Linked DNA regions of Homo sapiens: region 2 is linked to region 1. The links are chromatin loops, found by intact Hi-C in ENCODE. Cell type or tissue: testis. All regions are shown on one strand. Links, peaks and the distances in the headings refer to the core of each region. The heading gives the core; the rest is flanking DNA. Region 1 overlaps LARP1 (La ribonucleoprotein 1, translational regulator). Region 2 overlaps LARP1 (La ribonucleoprotein 1, translational regulator).

Region 1 (2,910 bases), core at 179-2,678:
CAAAAGGCCAGGCTTTTATCCAACCTCATTTCTGCTTCCCTTCCAAGAAGGGATCTCTTGCTCAGAAATGTGGAATGTGGCATGCAGTATGCTGCGACGTCTCAGCTCAGAAGGCCCAGATCCTTCTGGGGATCACCTCATTCTCTTCAAGGTCCAGAGGATCCTGAACTAAGACTCAGACCATGCTCCAGACTGGCCTTACCACTAACAAAGGTCTTATAACCCCGAAGACAGACGTTTCCTTCCCATTTTGGGAACCAAAACTGAGTCCTTGTTCCACCCTAATAGGTCTACTTATCACAAAGGTTCTCTGTGACTTGTACCCTGCTCCCCTCCCTTCTCCTCCTCAAGGGTGGAAATGCTTAAGAATAAAAGAAAACAGATTTGTGTTTATATTGAGAGACCTGAGTGGCTCTGCCATTATGTCACTGGATGGCCACGAACCTCAGTTAACCTAATAAGTCCTGTCTGCGTCACCACATAAGGGTTAAATAAGGTCAATGTAAAGTACCTGGCACATAATAAACACTTAATAAATGGCAGTTTTAAAATAATAAATGTGATGATTTGGCTGTGTCTCCACCCAAATCTCGATCTTGAATTGTAGTTCCCATAATCCCCACATGTCGCGGGAGGGACCAGGTGGAGATAATTGCATCATGGGGGCAGTTTCCCCCATCTTGTTCTCGTGATAGTGAGTGAGTTCTCACAAGATCTGACGGTCTTATAAGGGGCTTTTGGGCCGGGCGCGGTGGCTCATGCCTGTACTCCCAGCACTTTGGGAGGCCAAGCAGGTGGATCACAAGGTCAGGAGTTTGAGACCTGCCTGGCCAACATGGTGAAACCCCATCTCTACTAAAAATACAAAAATTAGCCAGGCGTGGTGGTGCGCACCTATAATCTCAGCTACTCAGGAGGCTAATGCAGGAGAATCACTTAAACCCGGGAGGCGGAGGTTGCAGTGAGCCAAGATCGTGCCACTGCACTCTAGCCTGGGTGACAGAGCAAGACTCTGTCTCCAAAAAAAAAAAGGGGGGGTGGGGGGGGGGGGCTTTTACTTCCCTTCACTCTGCACTTCTCCTTGCTGCCACCATGTGAAGAAGGATGTATTTGCTTCCCCTTCTGCCAAGATTTTAAGTTTCCTGAGGCCTCCCTGGCCATGCAGAACTGTGAGTCAATTAAACCTCTTTCCTTTATAAATTACCCAGTCTCAGGTATGTCTTTATTAGCAGAGTGAGAAGAGACTAATACAAAATGTTAAGGGCTAGTCTAATTGTCATTTACTTGCATTTGCCTTTTTGCTAAAAGGTTTGAAGGGAATAAGACAAAGAGACATCTCTACTACATTATAAACTCTCAGAAGGAAAAACTGAGCCTCTTTCCCTTATCTCTAAAGCACCGAGCACAGAGACATCCAATCAGTATCTGCTGAATCAATTAAATCACTCCAACTTCCCTTGATATACCCAGCAGTAATAACCCAGCCCTGCCACTGGATGTCACCGTTGAGGCGCTGCTCCAAGAACATAAGAGACCTGGGCATTAATTTATAAACTGGGGTTGGAATTGGCTTTTTCCAGAAAGAACAAATGTGTGTATCTTGGATACCCATCCTGATCAACTAGTAGTGGCTAACTTGGGCACAGTAGCAAGGAGGATGGTGAGATAGGAGAGAAAGAGCATTATGATGGTACCACAGAAAGGGTAAGCAGGAGCAACCATACAACTATCTCCAACTAGCCTTCATTGGCCACTCACTCTCCATTTTAAAGGTGAAAAAGCAAAGCCCAAATTGTGGGGAGCAGGGAGAGGGGTTCCTGGGCTAGGGGCACAGCTGGACCAGAATCCAAGTATCCTGATTCCTGGTCCAGTTTTCTTTCCAGGACAAGCAGAGTTAGAGAAAGAGTTTCACTTACATCTACTCGGAAGTCTTCAAGACGTCGGAATTTGCCGAGGTATTCTTGCAGTTTGGGGTCAATGTCCAAATTTTTGGCTTTGGAATATTTCAAGAAGGCCCAGAACTTCTCCAGCCCATACAGTTGGCCTGTAGGGAGAGGTACAGAAAAGCTGAGCTGGTGAGGATAAAGAAGCTCAGAGGAGAGAGGGAGGTGTTGTGTAATACACAGAAAGACCCAGGTCCAACTGGGGAAGAGGAGGCCTACATGACCAGGCCTCACTCAGATCCAACTCTGGCTCTTACCAGCTTCATAGTCCTTCACCGTTTCCTCCTGAAAATCCTTGAATATGTCCAGCCGGAACTTCTTTTCCAGGCCATAACTGTAGTATCGAAAAAGGCACTCCAAACCATATCTGTAGAACACAAGTCAGTGAAATCAGGGCAGTTTCTTCATCTGTAAAACGGGAAATGTGCCTGCATAACAGAGGAACTATGAAACAGTTTAAACTACATGTTATTTCTGTATTGAAAAAACAGCATACACGCTTTTAGAATGCTAGTCTAAGTGGGTCCAGCATAAAATGTTCAGAGATTTCCTGCAGTCAAGGAACTCTGTCCCCCTGCCACAGACATTTGTTTACTCCTATTCTTTTATGAAGTATCTATGGTTGCTTTCTGCTACAATAACAGAGTGAACGGAGTTGAGTAATTACGACAAACACCTTATGGCCAACAAAGCCTAAAGTATTTACTGACTCTTTCTAGAAAAAGTTGGCCAATCCCTGGTATAACTCTGCAAAGCCATTTGACCATGCCAATTAGTAGGTTTGTTCATTTATCTGACTCAGAAATTTCACTTCAAGGAACACATGCGGCCAGGCGCTGTGGCTCATGTCTATAATGCAAGCACTTTGGGAGGCCAAGGCACGCAGATCACTTGAGGTCCGGAGTTCAAGACCAGCCTGGCCAACATGGTGAAACCCCATCTCTACCAAAATACAAAAATTAGCCAG
Region 2 (2,910 bases), core at 233-2,732, 47 kb after region 1:
TTACTTTCTAATCATCCATACTAAAACCACAAGGAACTCAGTTCCCTGAACACCAGGGCCTTTCCTCAACCAAAACTGAGTTCTCTTTCCAGGCTTCTTCTCAGGTGACTGCTACTCATCCTTCCCATTTCTAGAAGACTTCTCTGACCTATACTGAATTGGGTGCCCCTGCTACACTGCCAAAGAATTCCATACTTTGGGATTCCCTACACAACATATTCCATACTGAATTTTGAGTGCATGTGTTTCTTGCAGAGACTTTTTATTATGCACTGCAGTATCCCCTATGTCTGACACATGGTAAGCACTCAAAATGTAATGAATGAATGCCATTAAAAATACGCAATTCATTCTTTCACTAAATGTTCACCAAGCTGCCTATTACATTGTGCCAGGCACTGCTGCAGGTACTGGGAATACAAACGTAATCAGGTATCGAAGTCCCTGACCCAGTGGTGATAAGAGCTAAGAAGAAAAATAGCCAGGTGCCGTGGCTCATGCTTGTAATCCTGGCACTTTGGGAAACCGAGGTGGGAGGACTGCTTGAGCCTAGGAGTTTAAGACCAGCCTGGGCAACATAGTGAGACCCCATTCCTACAAAAAATTAAAAAACTGGCCAGGCGTGGTGACGTGTGCCTGTAGTCTCAGCTACTACTCTGGAGGCTGAGGTGGAAGGATCACTTGAGCCTGGGAGGTTGAGTCTGCAGTGAGCCGTGATTGCACTGCTGCACTGCAGGCTGGATGACAGACTCAGACCCTGCCTTGGGGCGGCGGGGGGCAGTGGGGAGAACTAAGAAGAAAAATGAAGCAGGGTAAGAGGGATGGAGAGAGGGAATCCAAGGTCAGGACTTGCTAGTCTATATAGGGTGGTCTGGGAAGGCATTTCCACCACAGTGATCTGCGGGAAGAGCACTACAGAACATAAGACCCAAAGCAAAGAGTACATGACATGTTTCAGGAAGTGAGGACTGATGCTGGAAGGGAATGAGTGAAGAAGGGGCAAGTGATGAAAGATGAGGTCAGAGGTTAGGTGGACAGAGACCAGATCAAGTGCGGTCTTAGAGAACACTCTAAGGACTCTGAATTTTACTCTGCTAAGAAGTTACCAGAGGGCTTTAAGTAGGAGTGATAGGAGACCAGTTAAGAGGCTGCTGCAAAAATCTACATGAGAAATGATGATGTATGGTCCAGGCCAGCAAGAGACGAGGCGGTACAAGCATTTAGATCTGGACATAGGTTTTTTTTGTTGTTTCTTTTTTTTTTTTTTTGTGATGGAGTCTTGCTCTGTTGCCCAGGCTGGAGAGCAGTGGCATGATCTCGGCTCACTGCAACCTCTGCCTCCCAGGTTCAAGCGATTCTTGTGCCTCAGCTTCCCAAGTAGCTGGGATTACAGGTGTGCACGATGACGCCCAGCTACTTTTTGTATTTTTGGTAGAGACTGGGTTTCACCATGTTGGCTAGGCTGGTCTCAAACTCCTGACTTCAACTGACCCTCCCGCCTCGGCCTCCCAAAGTGCTGGGATTACAGGTGTGAGCCACTACGCCCAGCCAGTTTTTTTTTTTTTTTTTTTTTTTTTGAGACATGGTCTCACTGCATTGCCTAGGCTGGAGTGCAGTGGCTCTTGCTCAATATAGCCTCGACCTCCTGGGCTCAAGCAATCCTTCCACCTCAGCCTCCAGAGTAGCTCAGACCACAGGAATGCACCACCACACCCAGTTAATTTTTTTTTAAAGAGATGGGGTCTCTCACTATGTTGCCCAGGCTGGTCTTGAACTCCTGCGCTCAAGTGATCCTCCCAAAGTGCTGGGATGACTGGTATAAGCCCCCACACCCAACCTGGATGCAGCTTTTTTTTTTTTTTTGAGATGAAGTCTTGCTCTGTCACCCAGGCTGGAGTGCAATGGTGCAATCTCAGCTCACTGCAACCTCTGCCTCCCAGGTTCAAGCGATTCTCCTGCCTCAGCCTCCCGAGTAGCTGGGGATTACAGGCGCATGCCACCACGCCCAGCTAATTTTTGTATGTTTAGTAGAGGCAGGGTTTCACTGTGTTGGCCAGGCTGGTCTTGAACTCCTGACCTCAGGTGATCCACCTGCCTCGGCCTCCCAAAGTGCTGGGATTACAGGCGTGAACCACCGCACCCAGGCAGCTTTTTCTTTTTGAGACAGTCCTGCTCTGTTGCCCAGGCTGGAGTGCAGTGACACACTCATCTTTCACTGCAGCCTTTACCTCCCAAGGCTCAAGTGATCCTCCCACCTCAGCCTCCCCAGGAGCTGGGATTACAGGCACGCACCACCATGCTCGACTAATTTTTGTACTTTTTTTTTTTTGTAAGAGATGGGGTATCCCTATGTTACCCAGACTGGTCTCAAACTTCCAGGCTCAAGCAATCTGCCCACCTTGGCCTCCCACCCAAAGTGCTGGGGTTACAGGCATGAGGCACTGTGCCCGGCCAGGACACAGTGTTTAATTGTCAAAGGATGTACTAGTACATTACATGTGGGGTCACAAAAAGACATTTACTTTTTAGAGACAGGGTCTCACTCTGTCGCCCAGGCTGGAGTACTGTGGCACAATCACAGCTCACTTGCAGCCTTGAACTCCTGGGCTCACATGATCCTACCATCTCGGTCTCCCAAAGTGCTGGGATTACAGGTGTGAGCCACTGCAACCAGCCAGAAAAAAAAAAACAGAGGTGGCAAGGATGATCTTAAGGTCTTTAGTCTGAGCAATTAGAAGGACAGAGTTGCTAAACGTCTCCTGAGTCTCACTTTCCTCATCTGTGAAGTGGGAATAAAAAGAGCATCTGCTGGGCCAGGCGCGGTGGCTAACATCTGTAATCCCAGCACTTTGGGAGGCCGAAGTGGGCAGATCACCTGAGGTCAGGAGTTCGAGACCAACCCGACCAACA

Evidence for each region. Peaks named below come from ENCODE experiments on the same cell type or tissue, not always from the same donor. Only the 100,000 strongest peaks of a DNase experiment are listed, where the experiment ranks them.
Region 2: it touches region 1 in a loop (2.0-fold over the local background); 43 of 110 quality-filtered maps call a loop at or near these places.

Annotation. Positions count from the first base shown.
Region 1 is chr5:154,810,647-154,813,556 of GRCh38, reverse strand. It overlaps LARP1 (La ribonucleoprotein 1, translational regulator), which reads right to left. Exons shown (of 19, transcript NM_033551.3): 17 at 2,201-2,310; 18 at 1,917-2,044. Among named protein-coding and RNA genes, the nearest start is that of MIR378H, 17 kb to the left of the region's middle. In testis, for the core only: CTCF peaks have their summits at 1,270 and 1,479 (motif pointing right); a DNase peak (open chromatin) is centred at 1,496; H3K27ac peaks cover 835 bases.
Region 2 is chr5:154,763,263-154,766,172 of GRCh38, reverse strand. All of the region lies in intron 1 of LARP1 (La ribonucleoprotein 1, translational regulator), which reads right to left. Among named protein-coding and RNA genes, the nearest start is that of LARP1, 9.3 kb to the right of the region's middle. In testis, for the core only: no CTCF peak of the experiment used is centred there; no DNase peak of the experiment used is centred there.